Linked DNA regions of Homo sapiens: region 1 is linked to region 2. Evidence: chromatin loops called from intact Hi-C (ENCODE). Cell type or tissue: GM12878. All regions are shown on one strand. Each heading gives the region's core, and the rest is flanking DNA. Links, peaks and the distances in the headings are about the cores only.

Region 1 (15,368 bases), core at 3,746-11,745, 120 kb after region 2:
AGAGATCACTTGATCAGCCCCCGTTATGTAAAATGTATGCAACAATCTACCTCCAACTATAGGGCGACATTAAACAGTTTTTCAAAATACCATGGCATTGAAAAAAATGCGTAACATTTGGGTTACTTCAGTCCCACTCCCCGGTACTAATCAGGCCAGTGAACCAGTCTTGCTGGTGAAATAATGACTTCTCCAGTCATGATGGATGATTTCCCTTCATCATGACCATTTCTTCCCTGGCTCTGCCTTTACCTATGAATCTCTTCTTTCCTCCCTCTCCTTCCTCCTCTTGGTCTCTGCCTGCCATACCCAACTCCACATTTCTCTGCTTGGAAAAATCCTACTTGATTCTCAGAGCCTGACTCCATCACCCCCTCTCTCCAACCCTCCCAGGCAAACTCCGTCCCTCCCAGTGTGCCGCCCTCCAGCTCTCTCTAGTTGAATAGCAGATGTTCTCTCTCCCACTTCCCTGCAGGGCTTCAGGGTAGTGACCCTAAGAGTGAGCTTCTACCAGTGAGAAAAACGCCTGGATGGAGCAGGAATTCCCACAAATGCTTAGGAATTCAATATGATTTTTAGCAAGTGGGAGAATTATCCTTTTGGTTACAAAGATGTGAACTATTTTTGTGAGTTCTCAGTATGCACCAAGAAAAACCCCAGTGACTCAGTAATGTACCTGTGCCGTCTCACTTAACCCTTCCAACAAGGAACTTGCCAAGGTGCACAGCTGGGAGGGATCCGGGGTCCCGTCCGTGTGCTAACCTGCAGGACAGCGCCGCATAATCCAGTACTGGGGCCTTATTGTCCAGCCTTCCACCTCCAGGAGCCCACTCAGTGATGACTTTTGACAAAAGTCACCCGGATTATCCCTCTTTTGGGGTCCATGATGCCACCAACGGCTAAAGTTAACAAATGCATTACCAGGAGGTACCACTGAGGTAAGGATTGTTACTGTAAGTGATTTTCTCTGATTTTGACCACTACAAGTAAAATCACAAGATTTGTCCCAAATACTATATAAAGAGGAATGTCTTTTATTTCTCGAAATTGTTCTGCCACTTTGTTTGTTCAAATAACACATAATAAAGGATAAATGGCTTGTAGCTATATTTATCCAAATTGAACATTTTTGATGTAATTTTTTTAATTTGTCAAAAGCATATCAATGGTCATAAAAATTTTTTATGTCCTCTGGCCCTATTACCTTACCCTTGGGAATTTATTCCAAGAACGTAATTTGAAAGAGATTAAAGCACATAGGCACAAATATTTTCAGTGCAGTATTGTTTATATTGGAAACAACCCAAATGTTCAGTAACAGGGGGAACAATTTTGTAAATCTTGCTACAGCAACTTAACAAAATTATAAGCTGCCACTTATAATTGTAAATTTTGAAAGTTTGTAGCACAGCAAGGAAACTGATCATGTTAAATGTTTCTGATATCTTAGTTAATTTTTCTCCCGCCAGTTCCGATCGGTGTCCTGGTCATACCGTCAGCATATAAGTATGTATTTCATAAACATTTACTTTGTATTAACTCAGTAGTATTCCCTTCCTAGAGTGGTTTGCTTCCCAGATTGTAATGGACAATCATCTCACCTGGGGATCTTGTAACAATGTGATTCTGATTCTGTAAACTTTGTGGGGAGCCCAAGATTCCACATGTCTTAGAGGCTCTCAGATACTGCTGATGCTGTTGATCACGAATCACGCATTGAGCAGCAAGGTCCTAGAGCTCTTTGTGTATGAAGAAGATACTACTGACCCAGTGCCTCGCTATCTTGAAAGGCAGCTGTGACCTTTCTAGCAACTGAGGGGGTGGGGACTAGAAACGAGTGTTTTCTGGTGTTTCTCTAATAAAGCTGCTGTCTTGTATCCAGATTGACCATCAGTATCCTTATGCCCTTCAACTAACTTGAAATTTGTCAGTTAACAGAAATTACTGGGTGGCACTAAAATAAATTATTCTTAATATAAAGGGTAAGAAAGGGTCGGGTGTGGTGGCTCATGCCTGTAATCCCAGCACTTTGGGAGGCCAAGGTGGGCAGATCACCTGAGATCAGGACTTTGAGACCAGCCTGGCCAACATGGCAAAAACCCGTCTCTACTAACAATAAAAAAAAAAAATTAGCCGGGTGTGGTGGTGGGTTCCTGTAATCCCAGCTACTTGGGAAGCTGAGGCAGGAGAATCGCTTGAACCCGGGAGGCGGAGGTTGCAGTGAGCTGAGATTGTGCCATTGCACTCCAGCCTGGGGGACAAGAGCGAAACTCCATCTCAAAAAAAAAAAAAAAAAAAAGAGTAAGAAAGGATCTTCCATTGTAATCATACTATCATTGCCTTTTGAAACAATTTGGAACCTGATTACAAAGTTGAAAATCCCCATCTGTATGAAGAAAAGCTTCACTGGCTGGTCACCTTGGCTCAACGCCTGTAATCCCAGCACTTTGTGAGGCTGAGGCGGGTGGATCACAAGGTCAGGAGTTTGAGACCAGTCTGGCCAACATGGTGAAACCCCATCTCTACTAAAAATACAAAAATAAAAAATTAGCCAGGTGTGGTGGCAAACACCTGTAGCTACTCAGGAGGCTGAGTCAGGAGAATCGCTTGTGCCCGGGAGGCAGAGGTTGCAGTGAGCCGAGATCATGCCGCTGTACTCCAGCCTGTGCGACAGGGCAAGACACCATCTCCAAAAAAAAAAGCTTCACTGTGAGTTATGATATGGGAAGAAAAGTCTTGGCCTGGCCACCACAAGGAATCCCTCAGGCCTGGCGGTGGGAAGCAGAGGAGGGCGCAGTCTCTTTAGGGCAGAAAGTGAAGAACATTTCTATGACAATGGGGAAATCAGTTCACCTTTGTGTTGGTAAACAAAAGGAATGTAAGCTGTCCTTTGAGCTCGAATCATAGTGGTGATTGCCAAAACCTACCTTTGTTTTTAGAAGATAATAGCACATATTCCACTTGCTTCCCCACAGTGACCGAAGCTGGCTTTGGTGCTGACATCGGAATGGAGAAATTCTTCAACATCAAGTGCCGAGCTTCCGGCTTGGTGCCCAACGTGGTTGTGTTAGTGGCAACGGTGCGAGCTCTGAAGATGCATGGAGGCGGGCCAAGTGTAAGTGCCCACACCGCCTTCCTAATACCAAAGAAATTTCATTATGTTAAAACAGAATTGAGCATTTGAAAAATTCCTGCCCATTTAATGACTATAGTTTTCTAGAGTATTTTTCTTAAAACTTTTTTTTTCCTGTAGACCTCCCTCGTGGACATCTAAAACGTTTTTTGTTTTGTGTTGTTTTTTGTTTTTTCCCAACACCACCATAGGGCACTTTGAGTTTAGTAAGTTCGAGTAAACAGTAACACCCACAGTTCTTTCTAAACAATATTTTGGAAAGGAGCATAATGCAACCACTTTTTAGTCTCAAGCTTCACATCTGATACTCAGGCCAAGATTGTATAACCATATGGTAATGGGAGGTTAGAGGCTCTTGTCCCTGAACGAAGAACAAGAGGATTAGAGTGAGTTCTTTGATGACAGAGATTTTTCATTGTTTGTACAGATAGTTTTTCGGTTCACTGATGCTGCAACTCATCAGATTTCATCTAAAACTATTTTCCTTCTCTTTCTGTTTATTATGATTTCTCCTCACAACTCTGTTATAATACTGGATTGTTTCTAAGAGCTTTGCTTGGAAAACACAAATTCGATTTTAACTTCTTTAAAGACTTTTTATATTTACCTATCCTAATATATATAGAAATTACAGACATTATAAAGGAAATATATTCCTTTCCACAGAAAACCTGTGCATAGATTTTTGGGGGTTTTTTTGTTGTTGTTTGCTTGTTTGTTGTTTTTTTGTTTCATTTTTAGGAATTTCCAAGTGGAGAATAAGACATTTTATACTGATTAATCATTTTGAAATAAAATAAAATTTCTCTATCATAATATTCACATATGAGACGAACTGCCAAATCTGATTTCTTAATTGGTATACTGTACTGTGTATGTGACAAAAGTCATATATTCAATGATTATTGCATAGTCAAAACAAGTAGCAGGTTTGCCATCATGAAACGCTGTAAAGCAATTCTTTCTCCTGGGAGAGGTGGACATGATTTTTATACCATTTTACAGATAAGGAAGCTGAGTTTTGATAGGCTTAGGGAATATGGACAATGTCAGCAGGCCAGCAGAGAGCCGAGAACTTCAGATCTAAATCTCCTACTATGTCCACCATGCAGAGCTGGATGTTAATGAAGGGCAGAAGTTTTCTAAATCCAAATCCACTCCTAATACCCGACACTTAAGCACTTCATTTTTGCCTAAAGCTTCATCATCATTTCAAATGCAAGAATGATATAATACAGATTAAAAGTAGTAAATCATAAAGAATTCTGACTTCACTCAAAACACCCCTTGTTGCTACAGTCCTTCCTGGATTTTAGACATTGAATCTGTATAACAACTTCTATTTTTAAAAACTACTTCCGCCCATGTAGGATGCATTTGGAATTCTCCCTCCCTGCCCTGCCACCCTGAAAATTATAGAAAGGGCTTAGAGATTGTCTGATCTCATTCAGTCTTTATAAAGAGAAAATCTCTGAGGCACAGGGAGACGCAGTGACTTGAGTGGTGTCACACATCTATTTCAGGGACTGATCAGATCTACAGTCCTGGTCTCTTGACATCAGTCCCATAGTTTTCCAGACTCTGGTCTCTGTCCTGTAAAAATTCTCTACATGGTTTACAATCCTATTTCATTCATCTTAACATATGTGCTCTGTTATTCAGTGGTTGCACTTTCGTGCCACATTAATCCTTTGTGTCTCTTCCACTGCTGCTTAATGTCATGGTTCTCAGCCAGTGATCATGGTAACATGGAACAGGGTTAGTAGGCACAGATATGGGTGGAGGATAAGAAAAGGTGGGGACCAGCCAGGCGTGGTGGCTCATGCCTGTAATCCCAGCACTTTGGAGGCTGAGGCAGGTGGATCACCTGAGGAGTTCAAGACCAGTGGTGGCGGGCGCCTGTAATTCCCACTACTCAGGAGGCTGAGGCAAGAGAATCGCTTGAACTTGGGAGGCAGAGGTTGCAGTGATCTGAGATTGCACCATTGCACTCCAGCCTGGGTGACAAGAACAAAAGTCCATCTCAACAACAACAACAACAACAAAAAAAAAAAAAAAAAAAAAAAAAAAAAAAACCAGCAGGGACCAGGAAGCCCTGTGAAGCTAGGCATCCCTCTCCTGGGCTCCAGTAGTACCTTCTGCCTCACATTGTTTCATGAATGCCTTGTTCTGTGTCTCCCTATGTAATTCTCAATTCCTTGAGTTTAGGGACTGTGTCTTATTAATTGGTATGGTCCAAGTGTCTGGCATGGTCTATATGCAGGGAGTGTTTTCAATAATGGCAAGATAAATGAACTTTCATCCTCTTAATCCTCTATTCCATAGTGCTCATCTCGGTGTCCTTCCTTCATATTGAATAGCTCTGTATTTTTGAACCATGATTATTCATTTCTACTTCTGTTTTCTTTTTTCTTTTTTGCTACAAATACTGCGCTGGGATCGACTTCCTTTTGATCATTACACAAATAACCATGGCTGCCTCTTATGTTTATTCAGCTTGTTTTTTTTCCATAATTTGTACAGTGGAAAATCTTGTGGCCCTTGAATTTGCCCATTTTAAATTTGCCCTCAGTCATTTTAAACTCACATCCTGTCCCCCAGAGTGCTCGGCCATTCCCAGTGCAATCCAATAACTAATATTGTGCTATGCTTTGGGATCCACAGATTCTTTCACAATTAGATCTTTAAACTAACCATTGTATGAATCAGCATTCTTCACACATAGAACCAATAAGGATGTGTGTATATATAGAGAAAGATATTTATTGTAAGGAATTGGGTCACATGATTACAGAAGCTGGCAAGTCCAAAATCTGCACTGTGGGCTGGCAAGCTGAAGACCCAGGAGAGGCAGTGGTGCTAATGCAGTCTGAAGGCAGCAGTCTGCTGGAGAATTCTCCTGCTCTCAGGGGAGGCCAGTCTTTTTGTTGTACTCAAAAAGGCCTTTGACTGGTCAGTTGAGACCCACCCACATTATGTAGGACAACTTGCCTACTCAGAGGCTGCTGATTTCCATATCAATTTCATCATAGACACCCTCACAGAAACACGCAAAATAATGTTTGAACAAATACTGGACACCCTATGGCCCCAGCAAAGTTGACACATAAGATTAACCACAAGGCCAGGCACAGTGTTTCACCCTGTAATGCCAGCACTTTGAGAGGCCGAGGTGGGAGGACTGCTTGAGCCCAAGAGTTCGAGACCAGCCTGGGGAAGATAGCAAGACCTCGTCTCTACAAAATAATAAAAAATTATCTGGGTGTGGTGGTACACACCTGTATTCCTAGCTACTGGGGAGGCTGAGGCAGGAGGATCACTTGAGCCCAGGAGTTTGAGACCGCAGTGAGCTGTGATTGTGCCACTGCCCTCCAGCCTGGACAACAGAACTTTATGGCAATTACCGTAAAATGATTTCGAATGGTGATGTACTCTGTATAAATCAAGTATTAAACATATTATTAGTTTTATGTTCTAATTTGAACCAATGTTTGAGAAGTTTCATACTGTTCCATTGGCTCAAATTAGAATCATCCAGGGAGATTTTAAACATTACTGATCCCAGGTTCCCCTCCCAGAACTTCTGCTTTCATTGGTCTGGGTGGAGCCCAGGGATCAGTGTTTTCTAAAAGCTTCCCGCAGGAGTTTAGGTTTAGCCAGTGCTGCCAGCTACTGTTTTAAAAGCACAAAACATAGAGGTACATTTCTAAAAATTGAATGTGATTATGTTGTTCTTTCTTTCAGATCGGTTGTGTAAGCATTTTTATAGGATTATTCTTCATGTTTTCTCTCCTTATTTCAGGTAACGGCTGGTGTTCCTCTTAAGAAAGAATATACAGAGGAGGTAAGAGGAGCTGTTTAGATGCTTATGTGAAGAATCTCTTAAATCCAGTGACTCGTTGGCTTTCAGTGAATGAGCCCTCCTTCAGTGGCCTCTTAGAAAAGTGCTGTTCTGTCCGGGCGCAGTGACTCACACCTGTAATTTCAGCACTTTGGGAGGCCAAGGCGACCGGATCACATGAGGCCAGGAGTTCAAGACCAGCCAGGCAAAACCCATGGCCAACATGGCAAAACCTCATCTCTACTAAAAATACAAAAATTAGCTGGGCATGGTGGCTCACGCCTGTAGTCCCAGCATGAGAATCGCTTGAACCTGGGAGGCAGAGGTTGCAGTGAGCTGCGATCGCACCACTGTACTCCAGCCTGGACGACAGAGTGAGACTCTGTCTCAAAAAAAAGAAAAGAAAAGTGCCGTTCTAAGAATCCGAGAGGAAATGGATGGGATGAAAGGATAAAATTCATTCAGTTAACTCTTAAATATCAAGAAAAGATGGATATAGGCTTTGTCTACTATTGTGTACTCCCAGGGTAGCCATCAGAGCAGGAACTCAAGGTCTCCAGGTCAGAAACAAATATGAAGCTTACACTTCTGTATTCTTTTGTCATGGAAGGTCTATATACAGTTGGCTTTATGATTTACAGGAGTGGCTTACTCTTTTCTGTAAATAGACTTTGATTTGCTGGCAGCAGTACCTCTTAGCTCCTACAGGTGGCGCCAGGGATCTGAGCCAGGAATACCTGGTCAGAGCTCCTCACCCACCTGGGGCCTTGTGCCTGTCAGGCCTCAACCTGCAGAGCATGGGCGCATTGCATAGACCCTGCAGCCTGTCCTCAGCAGGGTGAGCTGCCAGGCTTCAGACCCACCCATATGCCATTGGATCCAGAATCATTTTAGAAATTATTTTGAAGACGAACCTCTTTATTCTTGCAGCCATCTTTCTTGGAGGAAAAAGTGAAAAAAGATGTAGCAAATCCTGCCAGAGAGGTGCTGGCAGTTTAGCTTGGCAGGTTTGGTGGGAGACAATACACAGGGGTCTGGGTTTTGCTTTTTTCTTTTTTACAGAACATCCAGCTGGTGGCAGACGGCTGCTGTAACCTCCAGAAGCAAATTCAGATCACTCAGCTCTTTGGGGTTCCCGTTGTGGTGGCTCTGAATGTCTTCAAGTAAGTCCAGCCTCCTCCTTTAAATGTGGGCATTATCACTAGGCCACCCTGTGAACGATATTTGTGTCTTGGGGTATTTGGTCTTTCTGTGCTTCATCTAAAAGTATACAGAAATACCCAGTTCTTTCTGTTTGTTTATTTGGTTTGGTTTCATTTTAGCAAATGTGTTCTCACAATGTTATTAAGGAAGTGAAATTTATATATAGTGAGTTACTATCTCCTTGGCTTTTTTTTTTTTTTTTTTTTTTAATTCTACCCAGCATTTTTGTCTGAAACAAACTGTGAATGATCAAAGGGATATGTTATGGAATTTTCTTGATAACACCCTTAACGACTTGAAATATTTGAGTCACTTTAGAGAGGACTTTTTTTTTCCATGCTTTAAGTCTGATTTATTTAAACACGATGTGACCACTTTTGATGTTTAAAATGTATTCAGTGTTAGGGAGCGAAGTTCTGTATAAATGGTGAGTCTTTCTTTGAAAACATAGCTAAATGGATACAGATGCAAAACCACAAACATTTTCTTCACTAGGACCGACACCCGCGCTGAGATTGACTTGGTGTGTGAGCTTGCAAAGCGGGCTGGTGCCTTTGATGCAGTCCCCTGCTATCACTGGTCCGTTGGTGGAAAAGGATCGGTGGACTTGGCTCGGGCTGTGAGAGAGGCTGCGAGTAAAAGAAGCCGATTCCAGTTCCTGTATGATGTTCAGGTAAGATCTAGTAAAAACAATGGCTCACATTTCTTACACCTTAGCATGGGTTGTCCCATTCTGTTGTCACCACAACCCTACAGATAAGAAAACTAAAGATAGAAGAGTTTAGGCCCGGTGCAGTGGCTCACGCCTGTAATCCCAACACTTTGGGAGGCTAGGGCGGGCAGATCACTTGAGGTCAGGAGTTCGAGACCAGCCTGGCCAACATAGAGAAACCCCATCTCTACTAAAAATACAAAAATTAGGTGGGCATGGTGGCGTGCACCTATAGTCCCAGCTACTCGGGAGGCTGAGGTGGGAGAATTGCTTGAACCCAGGAGGTGGAGGCTGCAGTGAGCCAAGATCGAGATCACACCACTGCACTCCAGCCTGGGCGACAGAGTGAGACCCTGTCTCAAACAAACAAACAAAAAGGTAGAAGAGTTTAAGCCATATGACAAAGTCACATTTCCAAGTACAGACCCTAGCTCCTTGTCCCAAAGCCTGTGCTTTTGAAGACTCCCAAATCGCAGTCCTAAGTGAGGAGGTACTTTAGCGAACAGGATTTGACAGCTGACGCTTTCAGGAGTTGCACAGGAACAAGAGCAATTTCGTGAGGATTGGGAAACCATGGGAGGTATTTTCCTTGTTCATTTCTCTTTTTTTTTTTTGAGACAGTCTCTGTTGCTCAGGCTGGAGTACAGTGGTGCAATCTCGGCTTACTGCAACCTCTGCCTCCCAGGTTCAAGCACTTCTCTGCCTCAGCCTCCTGACTAGCTGGGATTACAGGCACCTGCCAACACGTCTGGCTAAGTTTTTGTATTTTTAGTAGAGACGGGGTTTCACCATCTTGGGCAGGCTGGTCTCAAACTCCTGATCTCATGGTTCACCCACCTCGGCCTCCCAAAGTGCTGGGATTATAGGCATGAGCCACCACACCTGGCCTCTGCTTGTTCATTTCTGTTATGGTTCTTTTCTCTTGTGGTTTTATTGAACTATGTCTAGTGTATGTGTGTGTATATATACATACATAATATATTTATTTATTTTCATTGTGGTAAATATATATATAACAAAATTTACTATCTTAGCCTTTTTTTTTTTTTTTTTTTTTTGAGACAGAGCCTTGCTCTGTTGCCCAGGCTGGAGTGCAATGGCGTGATCTCGGCTCACTGCAACCTCCACCTCCCGGGTTCAAGCAATTCTTCTGCCTCAGCCTCCCAAGTAGCTGGGACTACAGGCGCAAGCAAGCGTGCCTGGCTAATTTCTTTTTTATTTTAGTAGAGTCGGGGTTTCACCGTGTTGCCCGGGCTGGTCTCGAACTCCTGAGCTCCGGCAGTCCACCCGCCTCGGCCTCCCAGAGTGCTAGGGTTGCAGGCGTGAGCCACCACACCTGGCCCATCTTAACCATTTTTAAGTGCACGTCAGTAGTGTTAAGTACATTCACATTGTCATGCAGCCAATCTCCAGAACGCTTTTCATCTTGCAAAACTGAAACTGTACCCACTGAACAACTCCCCATGCCCCTCCCTACAGTCCCTGCCAGCTACCATTCTCCTTCATTTCCATGAATGTAACAACTCCAGGGACCTCATGTAAGTAGCATCATACTGTGGCTGGCTTATTTCACTTAGCATAATGTGCGTGCATGTTGTAGAGTGTCAGAATTTCCCTTCTTTTTTTTTTTTGAGATGGAGTTTCGCTTTTGTTGCCCGGGCTGGAGTGCAGAGGCACCATCTCAGCTCACCGCAACCTTCTGCTCTCGGGTTCAAGCAATTCTCCTGCCTCAGGCTCCCGAGTAGCTGGGATTACAGGCGTGCACCACCACGCCCAGCTAATTTTTGTATTTTTAGCAGAGACAGGGTTTCACCATGTTCGTCAGGCTGGTCTCAAACTCCTGACCTTGTGATCCACCCACCTCGGCTTCCCAAAGTGCTGGGATTACAGGTGTGAGCCACCGCGCCCGGCCAGAATTTCCTTTATTTTTCGGGCTGAATACGCTCCCATTCTTTGGATATCCCACATTTTGTTTCTTTGTCCATCTGTGGATGGACACTTGAGCTCCCCCTCACAGCTATTGTAAGTAATGCTGTATGAGCATGCGTGTTTATGGCATATGGCATATGTACAAGTATCCCTTCAAGACCGTGTTTTCTTTTTTTTTTTTTTTTTTTTTTGAGACGGAGTCTTGCTCTGTCGCCCAGGCTGGAGTGCAGTGGCGCAATCTCGGCTCACTGCAAGCTCCGCCTCCCGGGTTCATGCCATGTTTTCAATTCTTTTGGAAATGTATTCCCAGAAGTGGGATTGCTGGGTCCTCTAGGATATTTTTAAGCACATGTCGATGGTTCAGTCAGAAGACCTGAGCTTCCCAGGGCTCACTCTCCTCCTCAGATCGTCTGTCTTTGCACCCGTCTGACATCTCCATTCTGAATTTTGTGGTTCCGATTCTGGCTGATGGATTTGTCTTCAGGGGTAGTGCATGATTGTGGAGTGCCCAGGCTTCAAGCTGATTGCTGCTTCTCCTGTTCCTTCATCCCTCACATATTCTATTGTTGAGTCACTCAGATGTCACAGACACTCTTCTTTCCTGTTCAGTGGCATAAATCAATAGCATAAGTGAAGAAGAAATCCGTGAAGCAAGAGCTTAGCAGCGTTGTTGATAAGCCTGGAGTCACAGTGGTGAGAGAACGGGGCTGATGTATTAATATTTAATATTACCACAGCTCTCGCTTTTAAGGAGTTGTTTGTGAGCTGGGTATATGGGCGCTTTGCACATGTTCACCTCTTTGGTCCTAACATCCCTCTTAGGTGGAAACTGGTGATATCTTCCCATTTTACAGACAAGAAAACTAAAGCACGAAGAGACTAAGTCAACTGCTCAGTGTCCCATAGCTAGGAAGAGGCAGAGCTGGGAGAAAGAATATCCAGATGGTTGAGGTCATCACCCTGCTCTGTTCTTCAGAGCTAAGTACTGTGCTCAAAAGTGTGTGTGTATTGGAGGTCTGGGGGGAGACATAGTTAAAGGGGACAGTGACTGAGTGACCCCCCTGAAGAGAAAGGGTGACAGTGATGGGCATAGGCACAGATTCCATGCCACACAGGGGACATCATCGCTGGCACGCAGTCAGTGTTTACGGAAGGAAGGACACAGGGAATTAATTGGAGGCTAGCTCATAAAAGGTTTTTCATTTTTATGAGGCCATTTTGTGAATGAGGAACTAGAATATTCTGGACTACAGAGGCGGTAGAGATCAATTGAGGGAGAAGATTTTGGATGAGTGAAAAGAAAAATGTTCCAGTTGGAAGCTTTGAGTTCTCAGACCTAGAGGTGTTCAGCGCAAAATAGATGTAGCCCTGCTGTGGGCAAGTCAGAGGCATTGAAGCCAACTCAGATGGCAGGTGGCCAAGGAGACCCTGGGTTCCTGTTCTTTGGTCCTGGGTAAGGCTTGCCAGGGTACCTACAACCCTTGGCACATGCCAGAGCCTTTCTACATAAACCACTGTAGGGAGAGTCACCCCCAGATCCTGCTGTGAGTGTGCCTCTGATCATGCCATCTGATCATGCCATCTTGCCGTCTGATCATGAACCACCCCACTCTGCATAGCAAAGGCAGTTATTTTCATGAATGATTTCACAAAGTGCGGCTCTTTTCAAGGAAAACATCCCAGGTGAAAAAGAGGTCAGTAATCAGAAGAAATGCTTCTGAGTTATGCTGTCTCAGACATGCACTAACCCTAACATGAACCCTTTTCCTTTCCACTGATATTTCAATTTTTTTTTCTGAATTCCCATTCTTCATGCAGATAATGCTGCTAAAATGTCAGCTCTCTTCTGAAAGGAGGAAAATGTTTAATAATAATGTGGTCTAAAGTCCTCTATTGATAGGCGACCTCAAGGCCAGGATCCCTGCCTCCTTTGCCAACACACTTCTCGCTTTTCTTGTAACAGAAATTCGATTTGAGCTGCATAATTGTTTGTTAGATAATCAGCCTCCCAGCCTACTGCAGCATGACAGTTCATGAAAAGAGCTGCTGCTGCTGCTGGCTCTCTTTGTACTGTCTGCCTGTTAGCTGTGTTCCTCACACCAGCAAGATTTAGATCATCTAAGACCATTTACAGTCTTGTCTTGTCACCATGTAAAAATCTGAATTCATTGGTGCAGTCAGTAATAGAGCTCAAGCCTTCTTTGCCCCGGATTTCTTGCATTGATTGGTGCTGGTAAAACTTTAGTAACTTAAGTAATGGTTTTCTGGAAGCCCTTTTTACCTCCCCTACAACCCCACACCCTCACAACCAACCCTTGGGTGCTGGGCAGTGAGAAAGATATGGCATTGCTCTATAGGAGAAAGAAGTTATAAATGCTTTGCATATGACACTCTCCCACCTTTGCTTCTCAAAGCAAACTGGGTTTCTGTGTGCCCCTTGGTGTCTCCCCAGACTTTATATCCCCAAGAATGTATTCAGTACAAGACTAATGGCATCTTGTGTGCTATTCTTTCTCCACCCCAGTCTTGTGGAAGGAAAACACCGGAGATGATTTAGGGTAATGGGAAATAGTGCTAGAGCCCAGGGCATGACTGCATTTGAATGTGAAGTAGAAATTGTCTCGGAACCCCACTGGAGAGTGATTCAGCTGGAGAGAGTGGGGCACCTGGCTCTCAGAGGCACTGTGCGGCCAGACAGCAGTGTGCTGGACTTCCTAATGGCGAGCTCACAGGTTAAGTGAGAAACAGGCTGCACTTCTGACTTGGGAGTCTCTGCTGAACTTTATAGAAAACTGACTTCAGCAGCAACTGCTGTCTAGAGAACAATTTGGCATCTCTTTTTGCCAGAGTAACTTCTAACTCAAGAGTAGGCAACTTTTAATTATGGTACCGGATGGAGGCAGCAATGAATAATTTAGAATAAAGATTGAAAAATATGGAATAAGGTGTAGTAGACTAATTGCTCAGAAGAAGTTTTATTGTGTGAAAATGAATGTGTTTAAACTTGAAATACAGAGGATCATTTCCTCTCTACCCTTGAGGGTGATTGCAGTCCCTTTTAAGAAGCTGTTAAAAGTCCCCCTCAAGATCATCTTCTCTTTGAATTTTCCTTTCTAATGTGACTTTTGACAATTATATCTTTATCGTTCACTAAGAGAATATCTCCATGTCTGCAGGGATGCAGGGAAATATGATGGCTGAAAGAAACGCTAATCTACATGCGCACTTTATTAGCTAAGAAATCCCTCCTCCATACGTTCTTCCAGGCATGCCTCCGCACATCCCATCTGCTATGTGGGCTCAACTCTGCATTATAGATGGGAAGGTGATGGACTTGTCCATAAGAAATGGACGCTTGATAGGAGAAGGAACATATTACATAGAGCTAACAGGCTAAAGCTTTGGGATCATGCAAATTAAGTTTAAACCTTGAGTAGGCCTCCTACTGTGGACACAATTTGGGGAAGCTGACTAATCTCTCGAGCCTCAGCATCCTCATTTGTACAATGGTGTCTGACAGTGACACCAACTTCACCAAGTTGCTGTGAGACCCAAATGAAATGCCCCAGAGTAAAATGCTGGAACATAGAAAGCAGGCAATGAAGGCCAGGAGTGGTGGCTCTCGCCTGTAATCCCAGCACCTTGGGAGGCTGAGGCAGGTGGATCACCTGAGGCCAGGAGTTCGAGACCAGCCTGGGAAACATGGTGAAACCCCATCTCTACTAAAAATACAAAAACTAGACAGGTGTGGTGTCACGCACCTGTAGTCCCAGCTACTCGGGAGGCTGAGGCAGGAGAATCGCTTGAACCTGGGAGGTAGAGGTTGCAGTGAGCTGAGATCACACCACTGCACTCCAGCCTGGGCAACAGAGTTAGACTCTGTCTCAAAAAGAAAAAAATGGAGGAAAGTAGTCAATCAATGCTGGTTCTTCCTCCTGTCATGTTCACTTGGAAAGAGAGTGGGCCTCCTGAATTCACCTTCAAGAATTCTCCTGTAACTCAAGGTAACTTTGTCAAACTCCAAGATTGGTTTATTTTGCTCTGGGTTAAAACCAGGAATTAGAAGTCAAGTCTCCTAAAGCACTACTGAACTAAACCAAGACACTGACGTTTTTCCTTCTCCGTGAGAATTGGGAGCCCTTAGTGATATCATAAAACATCAGTCATTTTTGCAAAGAAGGAGGTATGACCCGGAGAAGTCAGCTTGACATTCAGTCGGAATATTGTTTGTTAAATGAGGAGTTAAGGTTGAAAATCATCTCTGTATCCTTCCTCTAGCCTTGCAAACATTTTAAGGTGTAGCCTTGACAGCAAGACAGGATAGTGTTTGTTTTTATTAAAAGGTCTTTCCTGTTCCTTGCGTGAAGCCATTCTCTTGATCCCAGTGGGGGCTGGATGAAGGAAGAGCAAAACAAACCACGAAGACAGCCTGGAGCCGCAGCCAGCTCTGCTGACTTCTGAACTTCACGCTCTCACTGCCCAGATGGCCAGGGGTGTTTCCTCCTCTGCTGGTCTTTTTTAAGGCAGGATGTTTGTTGTTATTGTTGTTG
Region 2 (15,368 bases), core at 4,243-12,242:
GTACTGTGGCCAAAAAGAACACAATGTGTTAATGGTTATAGGTTGTAAGCAGATTTATAAAGTTAGATTCCAGATCCGGTAGACCCTGCAGGGGCTGGATGGGGAGGCTACCACCTTCCTGAGACACCCAGCAATCTTCCATTCTAGCCTTTTATTGTGACTTGAGTAGACCCAAACACAGGCTGAAAAGGTGTCATGAACACCTCCAGTCCTGGCTGGGCACAGTGGCTCACACCTGTAATCCTAGCACTTTGGGAGGCCAAGGCAGGAGGATCTCTTGATCTCAGGAGGTCAAGACCAGCCTGGACAACATAGTGAGACCTCATCTCTATTTTTTTTTTTTTTTTTTGAGACAGAGTCTCACTCTGTTGCCCAGGCTGGAGTGCAGTGACACGATCTCGGCTCACTGCAAGCTCTGCCTCCTGGGTTCACACCATTCTCCTGCCTCAGCCTCCCGAGTAGCTGGGACTACAGGTGCCCACCACCACACCTGGCTAATTTTTGTACTTTTAGTAGAGACGAGGTTTCACCGTGTTAGCCAGGATGGTCTCGATCTCCTGACCTCGTGACCCGCCTGCCTCGGCCTCCCAAAGTGCTGGGATTACAGGAGTGAGCCACCGCGCCTGGCCCCTTGTCTCTATTTTTAAGTAAATAATTAAACATTTTTTTAAAAAACGACAATCTCCAGTCCTGTCGTAGACTAACTGTAAAAGGAGAAGAAGCACTAATCCATGAGAAAACTTTCAGAACTTGAAGGTCCTAGGGCATAGTTTCAAGTCTTTCATAAAAGGAGGGGAATTCATGCTGAGGCCCAGCCAGGAAAAACCAACCAAACAAAAACAACAGAGAGTAAAAGGAGAAATTACGAAAATGGTTCTAAATGTCTCCATTCTGTTACTGAGATTGACGTGCTCAGTTTAGGCTAGATAGCTGTGGAATGTTTTGTCCTAGATTTGAACAGGGAAAGGCACAGAACCCTTCAGAAGTGTGTGGTCACTCATTTTTTCCACTGCCCCCCACCCCGACTTCTCAAGGAGATAAATATCGAGGTCAAGTTGAAATCAGACCTGTGACCTGTGCCTCAATCCCAGGTCTTACTGGGTCACTCCAGATTTATAGGATTGGTTCTGGGTTTTGAGTGGACTGCAGGACCATGCTTCTGTGTAACTCTAGGGATGCTAGTCCATTGGGGTCCATTGAAAGGAGCTCCCTGGAGTTGCGAAGTGAAGCCCTGTATGGCTTTAGGCTGTGTCCTGGTATATTGGCAGAACCGGAACACCCAATGTCAGGGCCAGGGTGAAGTTTCCTAAGGTACTGCCTTAGAATTTTCTAAGACCTTTATTGAATGGCCTTTATTGCCTGCTTTCTCTTTAATTCATTTTTTATGGGTTTTTTTTTTTTTTTGAGATGGAGTCTCGCTCTGTTGCCCAGGCTGGAGTGCAGTGGCATGATCTCAACTCACTGCAACCTCTGCCTCCCAGGTTCAAGCGATCCTCCTGCCTCAGCCCCCTAGTAGCTGGGATTACAGGCACGTGCCATCACGCCCAGCTACCTTTTGTATTTTTAGTGGAGTTGAGGTTTCGCCATGTTGGCCAGGCTAGTCTCGAGCTCCTGACCTCATGTGATCCACCCGCCTCAGCCTCCCAAAATGCTGGGATTACAGGCGTGAGCCACCATGCCTGGTCCTCTTTAATTCATTTTTATGTATTCTGTCTATCAAACATTGACTTGGATGTTATTTGGGGTTAATATATGTACATTACACGTGAGTGATTTTTTTGGCTGGGCTTTGACTTAACCTACTTCTTTATTTTCTGATTCAGAGTAACAGACATAAACCTGGGGAAGCTGGTGCGAGGGGATGCCCATGAATGTTTTGTTTCACCTGTTGCCAAAGCTGTAATTGAACTTCTTGAAAAATCAGGTAGGATGCTCCTTGAGAAATGCCGCTGATTTCTATTTATTGGTATTTACATTATTTTTAATAAGGATTTGTTTGGGGAAGAATTAAAAATTTTTTTAAATTATTATTCTGATATCCTTTTAGGATGTTTCTAGAAGATTCTAATTGAACATAGAAGTGATATTTCACGTTGACTTTTTTTATTTTTCTCATCTTTTGGGAGATACAGATGAATACCTAGAAACTTTTTCTAGTAAGACCATCTTATAAATTAAAAGAGAAATTAGTAGAGATAAACGATTAGCCCTGTTTTAAACATGCTCAATTTCTCTCATGAAACAGTCAAAATAACCACAGTAAAATATGCTTCCAGTTTCAGCTTACTAAATCTATCAATATGTAGCCTTAGATAAGACTTACGTTGAAGACTTAAATGAGGCCAGGCACAGCGGCTCATGCCTATAATCTCAGTGCTAGGCGAGGCCAAGGCCAGAGGATCACTTCAGGCCAGGAGTTCGAGACCAGCCTGGGCAAACATACTGAGACCTTGTCTCTACAAAAAAAATTTAAAAATTAGCTGGGTATGGTGGTGTGCACGTGTAGTCCCAGCTATGCTGGAGGCTCAGGCGGGAAGATCGCTTGAGCCCAGGAGTTTGAGGTTACAGTGAGCTGTGATTGCACCACTGCACTCTAGCCTGGGCAATATAGCAAGACCCTGCCTCAAAAAAAAAAAAAAAAAAAAAAAGAGAAGAAGAAGAAGCCGGTAGATGTAGTTTAGGGCACAGGAGCCTAGGTTGGGATTTATTGGTGAGCAGCTTGCTTTTCAGTAGTCAGGACTTAATTTCCATTGTTGTCCCCTTGACTTGGCGTTTTTATGTCAGTGAAATAGAAATGAATATTTTCTCTTTCTTCATTATTAAGTTTAATGAGTAAATTACTACCAAGTATTTATATATTTAAGGGCTTTCTGAGAACATAAAGATTCAACTAATTGGGCCGGCACAGTAGCTCACACCTGTAATCCCAGCACTTTGTGGAGCCAAGATGGGAGGATTGCTTGAGCCCAGGAGTTTGAGACCAGCTTGGGGAACATAGGGAGACTCCATCTCTACCAAAAAAAATTTTTTTTTTAATTAGCCAGGTGTGGTGACTTGTGCCTGTAGTCCCGGCTACTTGGGAGGCTGAGGTAGGAGAATGGCTGGAGCCTGGGAGGTCAAGGCTTCAGTGAGCTGTGATCACACCGCAGCATTCCATCCTGGGCAACAAGCAAGATCCTATCTGAAAAAAAAAAAAAAAGAAAAGAAAAAATTCAACGAACTAAATCTTTTTCTCTACTCCAGTTTGAATAGAAATGAAGCAAATGCCCCTCCCTACCCCTGAACATCCAACAATCAAAGAAAAATTTCAAAAATATATGGCAAAGTTTTATTAAAAGGTTAACATTCAGGATATATATGCTTTTTGGACAGTAATATTAAGCTCAAATCTATGAAATAATCCATATATACAGTGCTTTTTCATTACGTGGATTATCAAGATGAAGATTCTGAGCCACTTCATTAGAAAGTACTCAAAGAAAAGAGTAAATTAGGCTGGTGAGTTATAGTTACATATTGTGGAAAGAAATTCAGCAACAGGAATTGGAACCAAAAGGGTTTGAATAGAGAATTTTTGTTGATTACAACACCCCACTCCTAGTTCCTAGTCATTGTAGGTTGGTGCTGAGAAAGTTCAAGTTTTAAAAGGGTTTTTTGTTGTTGTTGAGACATTCTTGCTCTGTTGCCCAGGCTGGAGTGCAGTGGCGTGATCTTGGCTCACTGCAACCTCTGCCTCCCAGGTTCAAGTGATTTTCCTGCCTCAGCCTTCTAAGTAGCTGGGATTATAGGCATGTGCCATGACGCCTGGCTAATTTTCTATATTTTTAGTGGAGGCGGGGTTTTACCATGTTGGCCAGGCTGATCTTGAACTCGTGACCTGAAGTGATCCGCCTGCCTCAGCCTCCCAAAGTGCTGGAATTATAGGCATGAGCCACCACACCCAGCCTAAAAGGGTCTTTTTTTCTTAAGATAAAGTTCTTAAAGGAAGGATCTGAAGTTTTGAGTATAATATTGAATTTTCATTTGGTTAGTAGGTGTCAACCTAGATGGAAAGAAGATTTTGGTAGTGGGGGCCCATGGGTCTTTGGAAGCTGCTCTACAATGCCTGTTCCAGAGAAAAGGGTCCATGACAATGAGCATCCAGTGGAAAACACGCCAGCTTCAAAGCAAGGTAAATTTCATGTTAGAAACATACATCTTGAAGGCTTCTGTTAGAACAGAAGAAAGTCTAGAAATGTATAAGCTAAGTGCTTAATTCAAGAAATTAGAGGAAGAAAATTGAATAGACCCATATCCATTAAAGACATTGAATGAGTCTACTCACCAGACAAACAAACAAGAAAAGGCAACAGGTGGTTTTACAAATGAGCTCTATCAAACAAAGAACAGATCATTCTAATACAATCCTTTTCTCCAGCAAATGGAAAAAGAAGGAACGTGGCCTAACAGACTTTATGAGTGCCAAAACCAAAGAAGGGTAACATGCTAAAGGAAAATTAACAGGCCAGTTTCAGCTATGAATATAAATGAAATAATCGTGAGCGAAATCTGAGAACACCAAATACAGCAGGAAGTAGGGTTTATTTTAGGATTTCCAGGTGATTGAACATGAGAAAGTCTGTCACTGTAATTCACCACATTGTGATTAAAAACTAAATTCTCACCATAGTAAGTACAGAACAGTCATTTGGTAAATCTAATATGCATTATGACCTTTTGAAAGTAATTATAATTTTGATGAAAATTATTAAGAAGACCCATATAAAAGCAGAGGTATCATCTTCATGGAGAAGATGCAATATCTTAAAGATACTAATTGTCTGCAAATTTTGTAGAATTTGACAGTCTGATTCTGAAATCCAAATGGAAGCATAAAGGACAAAGAGAGTCAAGACAATTTTGTGGAAAAACTAGGTGGGAGACATTCCCAGCCACACAGTGTGAATTATTATGCACTTACAGTAATTAGGATAATATGGTAGACAAACAGACGATCGGAACAGAAGAAAGTGGAAATTTATGCATATATGGAAGCTTGAGAGCAGGTACCACAGATCAGTGGGGAAAAGATTAACTATTAAAGGCCGGGCGTGGTGGCTCATGCCTGTAATCCCAGCACTCTGGGAGGCTGAGGCGGGCAAATCACTTGAGCTCAGGAGTTTCAGACCAGCCTGGCCAATATGGTGAAACACCGTCTCTACTAAAAATACAAAAAAATTAGCCGGGCGTGTCGGCGCAAGCCTGTAATCCCAGCTACTCGGGAAGCTGAGGCAGGAGAATCGCTTGAACCCGGGAGGCAGGGGTTGCAGTGAGCCGCGATCGTGCCACTGCACTCCAGCCTGCGCGACAGAGTGAGACTCCGTCTCAAAAAAAAAAGCTAAAACATTAACTATTAAAAATGGTGCTGACTTAACTAGTTATGTATATGAGTCTAGCATAGGATTACTAACCTGCCACTACATATAAAAATCACTTCTATATTAAAATACCTAAATGTGGAAAGCAAAACTGTAAAACTTATAGAAAAAAATATAGGCGTATGCATTTAAGAGGTTGGCGTTGGAAGGATAGCTTAAGAGACCCCAAAAGCACAGATTGCTAAAGAAAAGGTATATAAATCTGACTGCATCCAAATTTTTAAAAACCCCAAAGTTTTTCTTTCTGAAAAGAAGTTCTTAAAAAAGTGAAAAGACAGCTATAGTGTAGAAGATATTTACAACAAACATTTAGCCAATAATTAGTGTCTTATAAAAGATTCCTACAAATCAGTGAGACAAAGACAATCTGTTAGAAAAATGGACACATGACAGACCACTAACAGGTGAGGAACCCGAGGTTTAAAAGACACGTGAAAAGCTGTCTGGTTTCCTGCTGTTTTTGCTCACCAGTCATATTGGCAGTAGGTAAAAAGTGCCAGTTAGCCATATTGACAAATGTCTGGAGCTATGGGAATTCATATATTGCTGGCGGGAGTTTAAATTTGAAATAGGCATTTCGGAAAGCAGTTTAATGGAGTTTGAGCTACTCTTTGACCCAGGAATTTCACTCTAAATATATATGATATGGCCAGGCATGATAGCTCACCCCTGTAATTCCAGCACTTTGGGAGGCTGAGGCAGGCAGACCACCTGAGGTTGGGGTTTCAAGACCAGCCCGACCAACATGGAGAAACCCCATCTCTACTAAAAATATAAAATTAGCTGGATGTGGTGGCACATGCCTGTAATCCCAGCTATTCAGGAGGCTGAGGCAGGAGAATTGCTTGAACCCGGGAGGCAGAGGTTGCGGTGAGCCGAGATCACACCATTGTACTCCAGCCTGGGCAACAAGAACGAAACTCCGTCTCAAAAAAATAATAATAAAAAGTGTATATATATGTGTGTGTGTATATATATATATAATAGACAAAACTTGCCCATATATATACAAAGGTGTGTTTACAAATGGTCAGAGCAGCATGTTTATAGTGCAAAAAGTTTTGTTTGTTTGTTTAAGACAGAGGGGCAGTGGTGGTTCTGTGGGTCTTGGCCCCTTTCTGCTGTCAGGGCTGAGTTGGCTCCATGAGTTGGTGAAAGCGGTATCTAGCCAGGTTCAAGGGAGACAGGGGCAGGATTTCGCCTTCACTGATGGGCAGGCCAGCGGTCCCCTGTGGAACGGTGACTATTGAATATTGAGAGGACAGTATCCCTCCCTGAGCATCTTCTGGAGCTTGATGACCACTAGGGAATGTATCTGAGTCACGCGCACCAAATATGTTACCGGTGGCAGCTATTCGAGTTATCCCGAGTTCGTGCTGGTGTATCCGTACAGTTCTGCAGCAACTTCAGCTCTTGCCTCCTCGGAAGAAAGAATTGGACTGAGGGCCATAAGGCAGAAGGAGAGACTGAGGCAAGTTTCAGAGCAGGACGGAAAGTCTAGCAAAAAGCTCTAGAACAGTAAGGAAAGGAAAGAAGGAAAGTATAACTTGGAAGAGAGCCAAGCAGGCGACTTGAAAAACCAAGTGCACTGCAACAAGTATTTAAACAGTGATCTAAATGCCCATCAGGGTGAAAGGATAAATCAGTATAGTTGCATGTAGAGTATGCATAGTCATAGTTCATAAAACAATGATATACAAGCAGTGAAAATTAATAAACTAGAGCTGTAGATAGCAACATGTTTTCTTGTTTTGTTTTTTGTTTGTTTGTTTTTTTGAGACGAAGTCTCCCTCTATCCCCCAGGCTGCAGTGCAGTGGCGCGAACTCGGCTCACTGCAACCTCTGTCTCCTGGGTTCAAGTGATTCTTCTGCCTCAGCCTCCTGAGTAGCTGGGACTACAGGTGTGCGCCACCATGCCCAGCTAATTTTTGTATTTTTAGTAGAGACAGGGTTTCACCATGTTGGCCAGGCTGGTCTGGAACTCCTGACCTCAGGTGATCCGCCCACCTCGACCTCCCAAAATGCTGAGATTACAGGCATGAGCTACCGCGCCCGGGCTGGAAGAATTTTTTAAAACACTGTTCAGTGAACAAAAACCCAAGTTGCAGAAGGATGTATTTCATACAACACCATTTATATGTGTCTGAAAGCAACACAACATATATATATATATGTAATCTAATACATACATACATATAATATGTATTACATATAATCCTTATATATATATAGAATCTTAATATATATATTTAGGTCAGGACATTTAGATCACTGTTTAATATATATATTAGGATTATATATAATATATATTATATTATTATGTATTAATTATATAATCCTTATATATATATTAGGATTCCATGCAAATGAAGTAAAAATATAAAGAAATAATGCAAACTACGAACCAAATCCGAAAAGCATTTATTGAGGCAAGGATGTGGATATAGATGGAAAGGAAACCTAGACACCTTCATGCCTTTTTTCTTAAACTGGGCAATAGGTGTTGTCTAGGTATGTTAGGTTATTGTTTTCCATTTCTATGTCTGAAATGATTGTTTTTCATTTTAAAAAATGATGGTACAGCTCACAGATCTAAAGCAAAGTGAAGTTTTAAATGAATGCATTAAGTACAATCAGTAACTACAGAATGTGATCTAAAAATACATGTTCCTCATGTTGCAGGGTGAGAATGGAAATGAGGAGTAAATTGTAATCGTGCCAGGGAAGCCAGGTGTCTCAGCAGATTTGGAATCTTTGCATGGCAGGTGGATCCAATTTATGTAATGCTTGGGTTAAGACAGCTCAGGAAGGCAGCCTTGCAATGAAACGTGAACCTGTGTGCGTTTTTAGCAGTCACCACATGGTGGCAGCCTATCCAAGAAAATTCAAGGGCAATAGTTTGCACTTGAGAGCCCAGAAATTTTGATTTGGAAGCTCAGTGGAAGAGGAAAATAAACCGTGCCCTGCACTGAACAGCTGTGGTGAAGAGAGAAAATACCTTCCTTGGCAATTGAATGTTTTCGCAGCTGTCACAGATACTTTTGCTAGTTGTATCTATATTTTTGAAAAACAAAGACATTTTTCAAAGTACTTTTTTATTACGGGAATAAATCACCTTGTCTCTGTACTTTGGGATGAATCTCATCTGAACTTTGAGAACGATTAAGTGGCTTCACTTTCTGGAGAATCTGGTCATTGGGTAACATTCTTGTTTTCATATGGACCAGAAGGTTCTCTTTCATAGTTGATGTTGCACACACGTTTTTTTCCCTAAGTCCTTGGTATTTATAGTGGCACCATTGCGAATGTTAGAGGCTATCAACTTTCATTCTTATTATTGCTTCATCTTTGTAGCCAAAAATATGGGAAGAAATGTTCATAGCCCCGCCCCATACTTGTCCCCCTCTACCTGGCCTACCTACCTACGTCAGGCTCCTGTCCCACCACAAATGACAGCCTGTGTCTTTCATGTTAGCAGCTAGTCTTTCACTAGCCACATACTTCCCCGTAACCCATATGCCTCCCTGTGTCTGCCTGACGTTTGAATTGTCACTATTCTGTTGTTGTATTTTTACAAGAAGAATGTATGGGGCAGAAAACCCTTGCCATTCATTTCCTGAGTAGGAATTCTAGCCTTCCTTGGAGTCGTGGTAATATGGAGACATGGTAATATGTGGATTGTACCACTCAATGGCTGTCTGGAGGCCACAGTGGTGCAAAAAGCCACCTAGGCATGGGTTAGTGTCCTGGGGCACCCAATCAGGACAGGACACCTGGCACACCCTTGGAAAAGCTTCACTGTGAAAAACACTGGAAGTAAAAATTTTAACAACAGATAGGGATTTTTTTCCCCTTGAGACAGAGGCTCACTCTGTTACCCAGGCTGGAGTGCAGTGGCGCGATCTCGGCTCACTAAAGCCTCTGCCTCATGGGTTCAAGAGATTCTCATGCCTCAGCCACCTGAGTAGCTGGGATTACAGGCGAGCACCACCATGCCTGGCTAATTTTTATATTTTTAGTAGAGATGGAGTTTCGCCATGTTGGCCAGGCTGGTCTCGAACTCCTGACCTCAAGTGATCCACCCACATGGCCCTCTCAAAGTGCTGGAATTAGAGGCCTGAGTCACTGTGCCTGGCCCACATGGGGATTTTTGTTGCCCAGCTTAATCAACCAAGAATAAAAGTGCATTTTAAGATTATAATCTATTTAACTTCTCCTTATTGGCAATGGTAAAAGAGTTAAGGAAAAAAGAGAATAAGCTTAGGATTATGGCTACTAAGTAGAAGGACGTTATCTTTGACGGGCATTTCTGTTGTGCTTATTTGTACCTGACATGGAACAAGACCCCCCCATCCCCTCAACACATACCTGCTGTGGGACATCTGGCTAGAGATTTCCAAAGCTGAGGGTGAAAGGTTTGGGCATCGGTGTGACTGTGTAACACTAGAGTTCTATCTACCATCTCTTAAACTACAGGTAGTCTTACCGGTGTGGGCTGACCTTCCGGTTATCAGGCAGCCTGCTGCAACCACTAGAAACTGCCTTTGAAGGTTTCCAGTCCGGCACAACATTTGTGTTCTCATTAAACAGTAGAGCATAGGCTTTGGGGACACACAGCTCTGGGCTCAAGCCTTAGCTGTTGCTGCTCTGAGCCTGTTCCCTCGCGTAGAAAGGCAATCATAATACTCCCTACTTTATGGGGCAGTTGTGGGAATGGAATTAAATGCTAATGTGGGCCGGGTGCAGTGGTTCACGCCTGTAATCCCAGCACTTTGGGAGGCTGAGGAGGGCAGATTGCTTGAGCCCAGGAGTTTGAGACCAGCCTGGCAACATGGCGAAACTCCATCTCTAAAAAAGTACAAAAATTAGCCAGGCGTGGTGGCTGTAGTCCCAGGTACTTTGGAGGCTGAGGTGGGATGATCACCTGAATCTGGGGAGGTCGAGGTTGCAGTGAGCTGAGATTGCACCACCGCACTGCAACCTGGAGTGCAGGCTGGAGGAAGAGAAATATATGGGTCAATTAGGCAAATCACTCAGATCGTAAGTAGATATACTAGTAAAATAGCGTGACTTAGGGTCCTTCACTGGAAGCCTGGTATTAATGCTTCCATTGTGTGGGTGGGGGAAGGAGAGAGTGTCTCCAGCTCTCTGTCTGTGAGGTCTCCCAGCCGAATATTGGCCAAGGGAGTGAAACCAGAAGCAAGACTACCATGAGACAACGTTCCAGAGAAAGGAGGGACTAACCAGAGCAGGTGCCCAGCTTTGGCCAGTCAGGCTCATCTTCCAGTCCTCAGTAGATTATTATCAACTTTAAGTGATGTCACAGACTCCCTTCCTCCAAAGCTGTGGACCTCTTCCTTCCCATGCCTCTTGTTACTTGGAAGTCACTCTACTTCCAAACATGTCGGCTGGAGATCCCTGATGGGCCAGTTACTACTTTCAGGCTCTGTAGGTTTAAAGAATGGTTATATCCAGTTAGTTACAAATAGAAATCGATCCTTTCTCTGTCCGTCTGTCTAAACGGAAGGATATTCTGTGGACGCTGATTAGGTATAAAATCTCCACGGAGCCTGAGCATGAAGAATTGACCTTCTTAGGGTTCCACAGAAACCAGAATAGACTTCTGTGTTTGGTAGCTTTGTAACTTACGCCCGTTGAGGTGTACGGTTGAAAATTGAGAATAAATTTCCTGTTCTGTTTCTGAGCATCTTTTCCAGGCTTGGAGATGCGTTGAGCATTTCCACGGAGACCCTAGAGGTGGGGAGGGGAAGAACGCCTGGGCATTTGTCCAAATTAGCCATATGCTGTGGAGTGTCACATGTCAGGAAGCCAAGGCACTGGAGCTAGTGTTTTTGGGCAGGGCTAGGGAACCCCCCGCCTTTCCTCCACCCAAACGCAGGCCCCCACACCCAGCGTCCTGGGCCCTGCAGGGGAATGACACTGTTGGTTTCACTCTCAGGAATGAGCCTAGATTTGGAGGTAACCTCTTCCTGACCCCGATGATTTCACTCTGATGCCAAAACCAGTCTGAAGTGGGTGTGGTTTTGCATTTGGTGTTTACAAGGTGGAGTGGTGCCCTCTGCACGGAAGGGAGAGGTGGGCAGGTACGGCAGGGCCCTGCTCCCTCGGGAGTCTCCTCTGAACCTGTGGTTAGGGCACAGCTGGACAATGCTGAAATGGTCTCCAGCTGGGAGATGAGGTAAACCTCAGCTGCATGCCGAAGAAATAACCTAGAAATCAGAGAACCGTTTTATTTTGTTTTTCTCAGAGGATCTCATTTCTCCCTCTCCTCCTGAGCACAGAGACCCTCAAAACTGGTATTCACAGAAGGAAAAAATATAGGTCTTTCACCTTTGAAGGATCAAAGTGTCTAGGGTTTTTTGTGGTTTTTTTTTTTTTTTTTTGAACAAAGCTGAACTATTACAAAGTCCTTTTCAGTTTAAATTTAGTGCATGGCATGGCTCATGAAAGACTTTTAAAAGTGAATTGGAAAATTCTAAATGTACTTGTATTATACATGTGAAAGGATGACTTCTTAAAAAAAGAATAATGTCTGTCCCAAACGGGAGAAGGAAGGAACTCTAGCTTTTAAACTGCACTACATTAGTGAGTTACATGACAATTCTCCTTTTAACAGGATGGAATGCACTTAAAGCAGTAATGTGCTATGGTGACAGTAATGACAGACAATGTTAATTGACAGAATGGCTACTCTGAACCAGGCACTGTCTTGTACTCCTGTTATCTCAGTGGTCTTCACACTTATTCTGTTAGGCAGGACTGTCATCCTCCCCACATTACAGATGAGGAAACTGACTGAGGCTTAGAGAGGAGACTTTGCAAAGATCATGTGATTAAAAAATGGTAGAGGTGGCAAAACAGCCTGTGTTTTTAACACTGTCCCATGTCAGCTCTTATTCCAGATCATCACATAAAGTCTAATCTCTAATCTTGAAAACCGAAAAGCACCTGCCACCTCAGATAAGAGAGACCAAGACCCTAGACATTCGACTTGTGTTGAATTCACTCTTATTTTGTTTTGATGTTTGTAATCCCAGAGCCATACTTGTTAATGAGCTGAAGTAGAGTGAATGCTGTCCCCTCCCTGAGGCCTGGGGCTCATCATCAGCTCTCCAGGCTCCCCTTTCAGAGGGGATGGTGAGCACCTTCGGAGAGGGCAGGGATGGACACACAAGACAGCCTCAGTTATGTGAGTTCATCCCCTCCCCTGCCTGCTGTGGGTGAGATGGAGAAAAAAGCACTGGACCCTCCTGGGCATCACAGCCTTGTACTTAGCGAGTGGCTGAGGTCATCAGTAGCCCAGGTCATCAGTAGTGTGGAATTAAGTGCACTGAATAGTGTTGGCCCCTGAGCTTTGTTTGACAGATTTAGGGGGTCAGCTCACCACTTTCCCCTCTTGCTTCTGTCTGATCATTGCTCTGTTTGTTAATACCAAGGAAGAAAGTGAATAGAACTTTTTAGAGAGCCAAAAAAACTTTATTAGACTTTATGCCATTCATTATACTTAGCAGTGTTGAGGGAAGGATTTGTGAGACGATATATTCAAACTAATGGGCATGAGACCAAGAAGGGGCTGTGTGGCGGGCGCGGTGGCTCACACCTGTAACCCCAGCACTTTGGGAGGCCGAGGCAGGTGGATCATGAGGTCAGGAATCGAGACCATCCTGGCTAACACGGTGAAACCCTGTCTCTACTAAAAAAAAAAATACAAAAACAAAATTAGCAGGGTGTGGTGGCAGGCACCTGAAGTCTCTGCTACTCGGGAGGCTGAGGCAGAAGAATAGCATGAACCCGGGAGGTGGAGCTTGCAGTGAGCCGAGATCGCGCCACTGCACTCCAGCCTGGGCAATAGAGTGAGACTCCATCTAAAAAAAAGCCGGTTGGGGTGGGGGCATGTAATTAACAGACTGATTGGTCTTAGGTGGCTCAGAATTTAAGCTGAGAAATTAAGATTGAGAAGAAATGATGTATTGTCGTTATATCAAATATGTGAGTAAAAACATAATTAAAACACCATCTATCTCCAGTTTTCCCAACATTACCTCCCTTTTATGATGCCCTTCCTGTACCTTATTAGGCAAAATATTCTAATTTCAGTCTCATTGGATTATGTTCTAAATGTTTGAAGGTTGGTCTGAACATGGAATGTATTTTCTCATAGATATAATAGTATAAATGGTGTTAGGGTCATGGGATTGCGAAGCCAGTTCCACTGCAGTAGAATCATATTGACTTGCTTTCCGATTTTTCTGTGGGAAACTTCATCTGGAGCTTTAATGCACTTCTTAGCTGTGGGGTAAGTTTCAGCCTCCATGACGCTTGTGTTACTTTGTAGTCACCTGTGGCCAACCACAAATAAATCTTTGTGGTCATCAGGGGCCAGTGAAGTGTATACTGCACAAAAGAGAGCCTACCCCAATTCTGGAAGAAGGGCTGCAGGCCTGTGTCCCACAAAGAACAGGCAGGAAGCATCACCTTCAGCCCACTGGCAGCAGGTCATCTCCCATTTGCTTTTCTGCACTATCAGCAGAGTCTGGCTTCCTTTTCCACCCCCTCTCCAATGTGAATGCTTTTTAAGGTCGTGGAATTAGAATTTAAAAAAAAAATTTTTTTGAGACAGAGTTTTGCTCTTCTCGCCCAGGCTGGAGTGCAATGGTGCAATCTCAGCTCACCGCAGTCTCCGCCTCCCAGGTTCAAATGATTCTCCTGCCTCAGCCTCCTGAGTAGCTGGGATTACAAGCATGCGCCACCACGCCCAGCTAATTTTGTATTTTTAGTAGGGACAGAGTTTCTCCATGTTGGTCAGGCTGGTCTCGAACTCCTGACCTCAGGTGATCCACCCACCTCGGCCTCCCAAAGTGCAGGGATTACAGGCATGAGCCACCGCGCCTGGCCAGTATTAGAATCTTTTAATGGGAACGTCTTAAACATAACCTATAACAATGAAGCACCTTATAAGTGTGTGGAGATTTCCTTTTCATGGCTTTTCATATATGCCTCGCACTCACCCAGCAACCCTGCAAACTGGATGTTATACTCACCAGAGAGCCTTGACCCTGATTGTCACTGGCAAGGAGCAGTGTCTGGACTTGAACGCAGGTCGCAGGACTCCACTCATGGTGCTCTCCCCACTGCACCTCAATTCCTCACTTTTCAAAGGAGGCAGCGGAAGCCTGGAGAGTTTCTCAAAGGAAACGGAATGCAGAAATCTGTCTGTGTGCAATGTGAGGCTCAGAACTGAAAACCATAAATGTCAGGAAATGCAAAGCAGAATTTTCCCCTGCAACGGCAGTTTGCATGAATATGAAGACGCTGTATGGATGAAAGTTTGTGGCTGCAGCATGAGCATAAATCCTCGGGGCTGCTGTTCGTCTAGGAGCCTGACTTGCCTGGTGTTGCCCTGAGAACTGCAACTTGAGCATTTCCTTAATTTTGTACTAAAGGAACCAAAATGAGGTATTTTGGTTCTAAGTCTTTGTCATGTGAAGGAAGCTTCCTGTTACCACCCCCCATCTACATACACATTCTCTTTCTTAGCCCCACGTTTGAATTTTATGTTTTTCCTAAAGTATAGGGAAGATTATTATTATTATTATTATTTTCTTTTTCAGACGGAGTCTCGTTCTGTCACCAGGCTGGAGTGCAGGCGCGTGATCTAGGCTCACTGCAAGCTCTGCCTCCCAGGTTGAAGTGATTCTCCTGTGAAAGGGAATTATTTTTGATGAGTCATTAAAGTATATCCATTCCCAGAATGGTGCTGCATTTTTCCTTTTATCATCTGTCATGACTTTTTTAAGTGTGAAGCTTACTTCCAGAGGAATTGTCTTTTCTAGCATTTTGGACACAACTAAATATCTTTGATATTTTCTTCTCATATGTTGAGCAGTAAATTAAGTTGAATGGTGAAGTCAGAGGTGAACTTAGGAACAT

The links. A loop is a pair of places that touch in the nucleus more often than their neighbours do. Peaks named below come from ENCODE experiments on the same cell type or tissue, not always from the same donor. Only the 100,000 strongest peaks of a DNase experiment are listed, where the experiment ranks them.
Region 1: it touches region 2 in a loop (4-fold over the local background); 73 of 110 quality-filtered maps call a loop at or near these places.

What each region holds. Positions count from the first base shown.
Region 1 is chr6:151,006,844-151,022,211 of GRCh38, forward strand. MTHFD1L (methylenetetrahydrofolate dehydrogenase (NADP+ dependent) 1 like) reads left to right here. Exons shown (of 28, transcript NM_015440.5): 21 at 2,976-3,115; 22 at 6,936-6,977; 23 at 8,037-8,137; 24 at 8,673-8,850. Among named protein-coding and RNA genes, the nearest start is that of MIR12131, 88 kb to the right of the region's middle. RefSeq lists enhancers at 2,113-2,851, 2,852-3,588. In GM12878, for the core only: a CTCF peak has its summit at 7,678 (motif pointing right); no DNase peak of the experiment used is centred there.
Region 2 is chr6:150,883,811-150,899,178 of GRCh38, forward strand. MTHFD1L (methylenetetrahydrofolate dehydrogenase (NADP+ dependent) 1 like) reads left to right here. Exons shown (of 28, transcript NM_015440.5): 6 at 1,824-1,924; 7 at 4,035-4,171. Among named protein-coding and RNA genes, the nearest start is that of MTHFD1L, 26 kb to the left of the region's middle. In GM12878, for the core only: a CTCF peak has its summit at 8,284 (motif pointing right); DNase peaks (open chromatin) are centred at 4,503, 8,311 and 11,451; H3K4me3 peaks cover 473 bases; H3K27ac peaks cover 1,650 bases.